Regions from separate parts of the Homo sapiens genome. Here region 1 is linked to region 2. Evidence: read pairs that join two places in POLR2A ChIA-PET (ENCODE). Cell type or tissue: GM12878. All regions are shown on one strand. Links, peaks and the distances in the headings refer to the core of each region. The heading gives the core; the rest is flanking DNA. Region 1 has its middle 9.5 kb from the start of THEMIS2. Region 2 has its middle 18 kb from the start of IFI6.

Region 1 (5,377 bases), core at 128-5,127, 170 kb after region 2:
TAGTCTTGCCTCCCTCTAGATAAAATGTATTAATGTCCTCAGCCATAGAAATACCCTTGCTTCTGCACAGCATCCAATCCAGAGTGAAGCCCTGCTTTCTTTTTTCTTTCTTTGAGATGGAGTCTCACTGTCACCCAGGCTGAAGTACAGTGGCATGATCTCAGCCCACTGCAACCTCCACCTCTCAGGTTCTAGTAGTTCTCTTGCCTCAGCCTCTAGAGTAGCTGGGATTACAGGCACGCACCCCCATGCCTAGCTACTTTTTGTATTTTTATTAGAGACGGTGTTTTACCATGTTGGCCAGGCTGGTCTTGAACTTCTGACCTCAAGTGATCCACCCTCCTCAACGTCCCAAAGTGCTGGGATTACAGGCGTGAGCCACCATGCCCAGCCCGAAGCCCTGCTTTCTTAAGCACTCAAAAGTCATCTAACCCAAATCCTGTAAGTCCTTTCTAACACAGCTTACTGAGTTGCCCCACAGTTTCCCATGGCATGTGCTATCCCTATGATAGCACATAGTCACGAACCCAACTTACTCAGATGCCCCTCTGTTCCTGGGAGTCTGTGGCTGGAGGGCATTGACAACGTCTTGGCCCCAAGGCTAACATCTCAATGAGGCCAACCCTCCTCACTCCCAACCCCTTATCCCCGACCTCCCACTTGCTCCACTGTTCCCACAGCACCATCCCCTCTACCACACACCACCCTACGGTGGTATCGTTTACTTATTGACTGCATATTGTTTATGGTCTGCCTTTCCCCTCCCCTCACTTGAGTGTAAGCTCCACTAGGGGCAGGGGCTGTTGTCTGTTTTGATTCCCAGTGTATTCAAAATGGCTGGAACAGCCTAGCACATCGCTGGCACGCCATAAAAATTTGTTGAATGAATGAATCGATGTTGGGACAGGAGCAAACCAAGGAAGCGCCTAACCAGCCTGGCCACCAGAAGGCTTCGCTGGAAAAGGGCTGTCAGGGCTGGGATCTGAGGGATAAATAAAGGTTATCCAAGCACAAGAGTTGGGAGGAGAGGCCGGGCGCAGTGGCTCACACCTGTATCCCAGCACTTTGGGAGGCCGAGGTGGGTGGATCACTTGAGGTCAGAAATTCAAGACCAGCCTGGCCAACATGGTGAAACCCCGCCTCTACTAAAAATACAAAAAATAAATAAGAAAGAGTGGGAGGAGTATTCCAGCCATGTGCAAAAGGCTGGGGAAGCGAGGAGGTGTTTCAGGATTGAGGAAATGCAAGTGCTTTGATGTGGCCGGAGAGAATGTTCTGGAAAAGGAAGGCAAGCGATGAGGCTGGAATGTTGTCAGAGGCCAGGACACGAAAGACCACGTCATCAGGAGCTCAGACTTCACCTGAGGGCCATGGGGAGTCCTGGAAGTGTTGAAGCAGGAGGTGATATGTCAGAGCTGCATTTAGGAAGAGCAGAGGGGCCGGACATTGTGGCTCACACCTGTATCCCAGCACTTTGGGAGGTCGAGGCAGGAGGATCGCTTGAATCCAGGAGTTCGAGACCAGCCTGGGCAACCTGGCAAAACCCATCTCTACCAAAAATACAAAAATTAACCAGTCTAATAACCCAGTCTCTAAATAAATAAATATACAAATAAATAAATATATAGGTATTTTTTGTTTTAATAATAATTGTAATTTCCAATATGTTGTGCAAGGAGATCAGAGAGGAAAATCATATTAATTTGATATTTGTGGAAGAATTTGTGCAAATTGTATTTAGTGCCACCACAATGTGAGGATGAAATTTTTTTTTTAAGGAAGAGCAGATGGGAGGGAGGGGACAGTCCCGGGGAGGTGAGGCTGGAGGTGGGAAGACTAGCAGTGAGATGGTCTCAGGGCAAGACAATGTGGCCTGGACCACGCTGGAGAGTCTAGGGAGAAGGAAGAAGACCCAAGGTGCCTCTGGGGACTCTGGCTGGGCATCCAGGGTTTAGAGGTGTCATTCACTGTGGAGGGGAACACAGGAGAGGGGCAGGTTATGGGGAAGGTGCTGAGATTGAGGCCCTTTATGCCGTAGAAATCAGGGCAGATGTGTGCACACCTGGAGCTCAAGACTGGCCTGGACACAGGCTTGGAAGCGGGACAGGGTGAGGCCACATCCCCCACATCGGGGAGGATGATTCTGAGGACTTCTACTTACAAAACTGTAAGAAGAGGGGGCTCAGGTGGCAGGGTTTCAGGGAAGGGCAGAGGGTGGCCCACTCCCCACCTCTCCTCCTCTCTCTGTCCTCTGGGCGGTCTCTAGGTCTCCACTGGCCCCTGCAGCCCCCAGTGGCTGGAATCACTCCCTTGGAGAGAGACCTCTAAACTGACTGCTCCAGGCTTCCTTAGAAAGCAGGGAGGAGGCCCCCCGCACAGATGGCTGCAGCAGTAGCCCCTCTGGAACCCAGCACCCACCTGGAGGGGATGACAGCATGGACCTGGGACTCAGGCCCTAGTTATTCTGGTAAGGCTCAGGACTGGGCCTGAGGCATGTCGCAGTTCACATGGTCCCAGCAGGGCTGCAAGCAAGTCCAGCATAGCCTGCTGGGCTCCTTTCCCCGCACATGGCCCCTCAACAACCCCCACCTTGGACCCTGAGCAGAGCGAGAAGCACCTTGCCCAGACAGGAGAGATGAGCCCCTTCACCTAGACCCCACGGGCTTCGCCCCTCACTCCATTCTGCCTCCTACCTGCCTCTCTTCTCAGCCTTCCAGGCTGGGTTTCCATCCTCTCCTCTGAGCAACCTCACCAGCCTCCTAACTGCCCCTCCCTGCCCTGCCAAGCCATCTTCACACCTAATGCAGTTCACACCACATCACTCATTTGAATCAATCAAGAACTCTTCCCCAAAGAGCAAACTCCTTACTGAGGCCTCTGGGGTCCCGCATGCCTGGCTGCTCTCTGCCTCCTACTCGAAATCTCTTTCAGTTCCCCAGTATGCTCTCCTCTGTTCTTCCCTCTCGCTCTGTGTCCCACTCACCCTTGACTCACCCATGACTTCCTCTGGGCATGCTTCCCTAGTCCTCAAGCTGTGGAAAGAAGATCTGCTTGAGCAATCCTCACACCCTATGTCCTGCCTGTGTGAGTGCTGGGAGGACACTCACCACTGTTTCCTGGCAACCCCACAATGTGCCCTAAACAGCAGGCCAGCAGCATGGACAGAGTTGAATTGAAATGCATTAAGAAGCTCCTTCTTCCTTTCCTCTCCAGGTCCTTGGATCCTGCCCCATTAGGTGGGCAGGTATTATTACCCTCTGCTGTGGTTTGAATGTGTCCTCCAAATTTCAGGTGTTGGAAACTTAATCCCCAAATTCTTATGTTGATGGCATTTGGAAGTGGAGCCTTTGGGAGGTATTTAGGATTAGATCAGGTCATCAGGGTGGGGCCCCCATGGTCACCCTGGTGGCTTTACAAGAAGAGGAAGAGACGCCTGAGTTGACAGGCTCTTCCCTCTCACCATGTGATGCCCTCTGCCATGTTATGATGCAGTGAGAAGGTCCTCACAAGCTGCAGCCCCTCAGCCTTGGACTTCCCAGCCTCCAAAACTGTAAGAAATAATTTTTTTTTTTTTTTTTGGAGACAGAGTTTCACTCTTGTTGCCCAGGCTGGAGTGCAATGGCACAATCTCAGCTCACTACAACCTCTGCCTCCTGGGTTCAAGCGATTCTCCTGCCTCAGCCTTCCGAGTAGCTGGGATTACAGGCATAAGCCATCACACCCAGCTAATTTGTGTATTTTTGGTAGCGACGGGGTTTCACCATGTTGGCCAGGCTGGTCTCGAACTCCTGACCTCAGGTGATCCACCCGCCTTGGCCTCTTAAAGTGCTGGGATTACAGGCATGAGCCACCGTGCCTGGCCAGAAATAAATTTATTTTCTTTGTAAATTATCCAGTCAGCAGCATTCTATTACAGTAACAGGAAACAGACTAAGACACCCTCCTCTTCCTCCCAGCTAGAAGGAGCAACCAAAATCCAGAGGCTGTCCCTTCATCTGTGCTACCCACATGGCCTCAACCTTGAACCCAGTGACACAGTGGGGCCACCAAACTGAAGTCATGTTTCAACAAAATTCTCAAACCCTTAGGGCAAGTAAGAGCAGCAAGGAGATACAAGCAGGGAGTTCGTATGGGGAGGGCTCCAGAGGCCCCATGAGAAAGGGAACTTCCCCAGGCCTTCCTCTTCTGAGGAGCACTGTGGGTGTGGGGTTCCACCCTGACTAAACCCTGGTTCAGTCTTTTCCTGGCTGGGGGACTTCGGGCACACAGTTTAACCTCTCTAGGTGCAGTTTTTTCCTATATATAAAATGGAAAGAACCAGATAAACCCGCATTTCAGGGTTGCTGTGAACTTAATGAGCCAGCCAGTTACAGCTCCCCTTCCCAGAGTCCCAGGCCTTCCCATTGCCTCTGCATGTGTGAAGATTCAACTCTGGGCCGGGCGTGGTGGCTCATACCTGTAATCTCAGCATTTTCGGAGACTGAGGCAAGCGGATCACCTGAGGTCAGGAGTTCAAGACCAGCCTGACCAACATGGAGAAACCCCGTCTCTACTAGAAATACAAAATTAGCCAGGTGTGGTGGTGCATGCCTGTAATCCCAGCTACTCGGGAGGCTGAGGCAGTAGAATTGCTTGAATCCGGGAGGCGGAGGTGGTGGTGAGCGGAGATAGTACCACTGCACTCCAGCCTGGGCAACAACAGTAAAACTCCGTCTCCAAAAAAAAAAAAAAGGACTGCAAAACCATGGAACCAATGCTTCCAAATTTGCGGGGAACATTGTTTCAACCGGGAACTCAATACCAGCCAGACCACTGCTGAAGAATAAACAATGCTACACTTTGGGTTTAGGGTTAGAAGCAGTCTTTAAAAAAAAATGTGGTAAAATACACGTAACATAAAATTAACCATCTTGGCCGGGTGTGGTGGTTCACCCCTGTAATCCCAGCACTTTGGGAGGCCGAGGCAGGCAGATCACCTGAGGTTAGGAATTCAAGACCAGCCTGGCCAACATGGCAAGACCCCGTCTCTACTAGAAATACACAAAGTAGCTGGGCATAGTGGCGGGTACCTGTAATCCCAGCTACTCAGGTGGCTGAGGCAGGAGGATTGCTTGAACACGGGAGGCAGAGGTAGCAGTGAGCCGAGATCGCATCACTGCACTCCAGCCTGGGTGACAGAGCAAGACTGTCTCAAAAAAAAAAAAATTGCCATCTTAACAGTTAAAAAAAAATTCATGACACAGTCCTCAGGAGACCTTGAGAAATGTGCCCTTAATCTTTTTTTTTTTTTTTTTTTTTTGAGACGGAGTCTCGCTCTGTTGCCCAGACTGGAGTGCAGTGGCTTGATCTTGGCTCACTGCAAGCTCCGCCCCCCGGG
Region 2 (5,377 bases), core at 186-5,185:
CAGCTGTCTGCACCTCGGGGGCCACTGTGTCCAGGCGGATGCCATGTAGAGCCAGTTCACGCTGCTGTTCTCCTTGCAGATGGTGTTCTTGGTGTACACACGGGTGCACTCTACATTTTTCTGCTGAAGGGACTTCTTCACTTTGGCCTGGTTGGCGTAGGAGTGCTTTTCTGCCTTCTTGTCTGGTTTCTCCAGCTGCTTCACCATAAATTTCAACTGGAACAGGGTATTGTCCCCTGGCCAGTCTGACAGAAGCACCCCTTGGAAAGGCAGAAGGGACATGAACTCCGGGAGGCATCAGGTGCCAGTGGCTCTTGCCTTATTTCTTAATAACCATTTAAAAATGTTTGCCTTCGTGGGAGAAATCCTTTGATTCTCCCCTCTCCCATTACCTATTCTCTTGTTAGTTGCCTTAATGTTTTCATTACCATCCGTAAGACCCAGGAGGGGAAGCTGAGGTAGCAAATTTGATAAGGCTTCTCTGACTATAGCTCAGTTTTGCAGTAGTAAGGTTACATGAGGTGCCCATGCAAAAGAGGCTGCCTGAACCACAGCATTTATCATGACCCGGGTAATAGGCATTGTCATGCAGGACTCCTGTTGACTCCAATAGGGATGGCACTGTGTCCTAGAGGCCGGAACCAGTGAATGAGACTTAGGGTTTACTGAGGGGAACTTACACACAGGGATGGTCCAGTGGTGGTGGGCTGGACAGGAGCATGCATTTATGAAACAGGGCATGCGTTTTATGAAACGCATGCAGTTGATACAGCATTTTCACTTAGCACCTTCCACCTAGCAACCTCTACCCAGCAACCTCCAGTTAATCCACAAAAAGGGACTCCATCCCCTGTATGGCCTGTGTTCCAAGGAATGAGCCAGGGGCTCAGATGTCCTTCATAGATAAGGAGTGAAACTCTGGGTTGGCCACTCCCGGATTCCTTAGCTCAGGACTCCGAACACACATTCTTCTTAGACCCTAGGATCATTCTCAGGGTACGCTTCAGTTAAGTTATGGCTGTCAGCTGCATCTGCCATATACAGGCATCCTTAGCGGGTGAATGCCTGGTCATTGTAAAGCCAGCTCCACATGGCTTGCATATGAAACCTATCAACTGCTTCATCTGGGGTGTTCCATTTGACATTTATAGGGAATGTAGGGGCCAAGGGAAAAACTTCTCCTTTGCCCTCTCAAGGATCACTGTACATTCAACCCACAAAATGCAGATTAATAGAGAAATGTCATACAAATTTATTAATGTGTACATGAGGGAAAAATCACAGAGTGCTTACCCAACATCCCAATGAGGCCCAAATACTTCTATAGCTTTATTTCAGAGGGGATGGGGGAGATAGGGAATATAGGTAATTCTGTTGAGGGACAATAAATGATTACTAGGGAGAATGAATGGGTGGGGGCGGAGGAATAGAGATTAATTTATAAACGGGCTGGGCATAGTGGCTCACACCTGTAATTTTGACACTTTGGGAAGTCAAAGCAGGAGGACTGCTTGAGGCTAGGAGTTCAAGACCAGCCTGGGCAACACAGTGAGACCCTATCTGTACAAAAACTTTTAAAATTTGCTGGGCTTGGTGGTGCATACCCGTAGTCAGGAGGCTCCCCTTAAATCCGGGAGTTTGAGGTTACAGTGAGCTATGAATGCACCACTGCACTCCAGCCTGCACAACAGAGAGACACCCTATCTCAAAAACAACAACGACCACGACAACAACAAACTTGTAAATGGTTCTCTTGGAAGTAAATAAGCCTGAAAGAGATATTATCTTGTGAATGGGTCTGTTTAAGAATGTGCTTACATTCTCGGTCTTCTTTTCTGTAATAGATAATGAAATAACAGGGAGCGGAAGGAAAAACAATTGTTCTTGGAGAGTCCATCCAGTCTTTATATAGATAGTGGGAGAAGTCTCTTCTAGTGGCTGTGGATCTCGAAAGGCCTTTAATTAAAAATTTAAAATACTCATTATACCAAAGGGAGCCATATTTTTGGGTGAAGTTCTTTGAGCTCCTTCAGGAGAGTCTCCCTTCTCAGGGTAAACAAATTTTACAGTGGCTTTTATCCAATCTACTGGGCTGGCTGTTCCCTCAGGAATAACCTCCTGTTTGTGTGTGGGTCATGTATAGCTACCTGCAATTGTTCTGTAGTGTGCTGTGGATCCTGCATCAACCTCAACATGCTCTTCCATTCTGCAGCACTTGAAATCTAGTTACTCTTGCAATCCATCTTAGTAATGATTCCTCAGGAAGCTGAAGATAGTAATCTACAAAATGGAATAATTCCTTCACATCGTACCCTCTAGTCTATAGTGACTTGGTTTTGCCCTTCCCCTACATTGACTGTCCTCTTGGTAACCCAGTTCTCAGTTATTTTCTGTTTCCCTGCGTAAGTTTTCCCTTGGGGATCAGTTTGGAGGCTAGTGGCTGAAGCTCAGACTCACTGAAATCTGAACTTGGTTTAGCACCAAGGTCTGACACAGCACTCTCTTTCAATTTCATTTTAGCTATTATAGTTAACAGTAAACAAGAATGTTTTTCTTTTTGCTTATTAGTTTGCATTTCCTTATGCATCCAGTGAATCAACTCTCCAGGAGTTGGTTCTGTCTCTAAATTCCATTCATAACTTTTATCTTCAGTAACTGAGCACAGCACAGCTGCGGCTCTAAACCATGGGTGACCACATGGCTACTCAGGGATCAAAAGTTCCTCACCCAGCACTCTTTCATCCTTTCTCTTCCCAAACCACAACTTTCCATCAGCCCAGGCCATTCTAGCAAATCTCACTTCCGTGACACCAACTCTGCCAGGGTGGGGGGAAACAACACTCAGTGTGCCTGTTCTATTATCTCACTTAACAACAACAATCAACACAGAAGACTTTTGTGACCAAATTTGTATGTGAGGATTTCCCCACACACCAAGCAGCAGTCACCAGTTGAGTGTCCTCTGATTCAATTCAGACACTACCTACTCTGAGATAGTGTTATCAGAAAGGGGTCCCGATCCAGACCCTGAGAGGGTTCTTGTTGGATCTTATGCAAGAAAGAATTTGGGGCAAGTCCACAGAGTAAAGTGAAAGCAAGTTTGTTAAGAAGAAACAAAAGAATGGCTACTCCCTGAGGGCCACTGGGTGGCTATTTTTATGGTTATTTCTTGATGATATGCTAAACAAGGGGTGAGGTATTCATTCGTTTTCTGGGAAAGGGGTGGGGATTTCCCAGAACTAAGGGTTCCTCTTCCTTTTAGACCATAGAGGGTAACTTCCAGATGCTGACAAGGCATTTGTAAACTGTTATGGCACTGGTGGGAGTGTCTTTTAGCATGCTAATGCATTATAATTAACATATAATGAACAGTGAGGACAACCAGAGGTCACTTTCGTTGCCATCTTGGTTTTGGCAGGTTTTGGCCAGCTTCTTTACTGCATCCTGTTTTACCAGTGGGATCAGTGGGGTCTTTGTGACCCGTATCTTGTATTGACCTCCTCTCTCATCCTGTGACTAAGAATGCCAAACCTCGTGGGAAAGCAGCCCAGCAGGTCCCACCCTTATTTCATCTAGCCCCTGTTCAAGATGGAATTGCTCTTCTTGGAACACCTCTGACATATTTCCCCCCTCCCTTTTACGAGGGGACTCTTAAGCCTAAGGGTTGTAGAGGGTTGTAGATCTATCCTCTGTAACGTCTTCAGGCTGAATAGGGGAGATAATATTTTTGCCTAATTATTAGGGTCTTTTGTATTCAGGGTAGAGAAGAGCTCAGTCAGTTATGGTGAAGGCCATTCATAACTCTTCCAGATATCACCTTCTGTTCTGACAAAAGGTGCTATGTGAAAGATAATAAATGTTCAATTTAAGAAAATGTTGAGTAGCCTTATTTTGCGTTTCTACAAAATAGTACAACAGCAATATATTCCACAGTGGTAAAGGAAATAAGTAAAATTATCCCAGTAGACTGAATAAGAAGGCTTTTCATGAACTTGACTATTGTTGGAACCAAGTTGTTAGGGGATCACTAGCTGATTCCAATACATGACCAGAATTAGAATACTGATCTAGATTTTTACATTACCTATTTCCCTCTTTTCTTTTGAGCAGCAGCCAGAGATCACTGGTTGATTTACAGGAATAAGTAGAGTCAGTCTAAATTTCAAAAAAAACCCGCAAAAACAAAGATGAGATTAGAATCTAATAACAGATGTACAAAAGTTTTTGAAACATAATTTTTTTCTCTCCAGTCCCCATTTTCATTGAAGACAAGTCAAGGTAGGACTGATTTGTTTGCAAAATAAGCTTTAGTCTTATTATACTTGTCCTGATTATTTATATAAAGTGCAGTAAGATTAATTATTTGCCATGCAGGCTCCTTTTAAAATTGGCTTTGATGGAACTTTATTCCATAAGTAATCTTAGATTAGACTTTTTAAAGCCTTGAGCCCAGCCAAGAATTTATCTGTCTATTCCTGAAAATACCTGTATGAGTTGGGTGAATTCCTTTCCAGTTCTCAAGATAATTTGGGGTTCCTGGGCTTGTCAGAAAGTGACATTCTTTACTTACTACAGATCAGGAACCCTGTACAGGGATTGCATAGACAGGGTATAAGGCTAGTTTTCTCAAGGGGCATTTTTTTTTTTTGACTCTGTTAGTCGGCTTTCATTCTTTAAAGCTGTCTGTATCTGAAAGCACACCATCCCAGTCAAAGCCTTGGTAAAATAATCAGTGTCTCCAACTGTGTCCTGTTATAAAACAAAACAGATTCTTATTGCACTTATGCAAATAACTTAACTATAGTGCCATAAGTTAAGAATACTCACAAATAGTTTCCAAATTCTGGTAAAATCAAGTAGTGAGAAAGAAATATGCTGAAAATTTTGCTCATAGGGGTATGCTTTATTCAATTGTTAAAAACTGTTGATAGCTCAAAAGAAAAGTTTTCTTGACTCTGAAAAACCAAACAGAAAGGATGAGCAACATTTTAAGTAAAACATCAGAAAAAGATTATTTTGGTGTTCTATTAGTTTAGTCTATGCAATTGATTCCTGTTTTGCTTGATATTTATAATTACATTAGTTTTCCAAGAAAGTCTTATAAGTTCCTTCTCTTTATTTTAATGGCACACTTTCCAAAGTTATCAGAGAGCTGCATTTAAGAGTACTTGTCAGTCCTATAGCTGATTATAAACCACCCTTTAAAGAGGATCAAAACAAGACAACAATTGTCTGTGGATGACAAAGTCTTAGGGCAGCCACAGTTAGACACAATTAACTAGGAATTTGGGTTACTTCTGTGGCATACAACAATTTTATATAACAATTATAATTATTACTGATAGTGTAGAATATGTCTTATCAGAATCAGAGGGGT

The links. Peaks named below come from ENCODE experiments on the same cell type or tissue, not always from the same donor. Only the 100,000 strongest peaks of a DNase experiment are listed, where the experiment ranks them.
Region 1: POLR2A ChIA-PET joins it to region 2 with 7 read pairs; 1 of 35 experiments calls an interaction of 5 or more read pairs at or near these places.

The regions. Positions count from the first base shown.
Region 1 is chr1:27,860,315-27,865,691 of GRCh38, forward strand. No RefSeq gene overlaps it. Among named protein-coding and RNA genes, the nearest start is that of THEMIS2, 9.5 kb to the right of the region's middle. RefSeq lists enhancers at 2,834-2,893, 2,914-2,993, 3,334-3,443. In GM12878, for the core only: no CTCF peak of the experiment used is centred there; DNase peaks (open chromatin) are centred at 2,997 and 4,187; H3K4me3 peaks cover 524 bases; H3K27ac peaks cover 1,735 bases.
Region 2 is chr1:27,687,159-27,692,535 of GRCh38, forward strand. It overlaps the pseudogene CHMP1AP1. Among named protein-coding and RNA genes, the nearest start is that of IFI6, 18 kb to the left of the region's middle. In GM12878, for the core only: no CTCF peak of the experiment used is centred there; DNase peaks (open chromatin) are centred at 2,403 and 2,753; H3K4me3 peaks cover 1,111 bases; H3K27ac peaks cover 1,270 bases.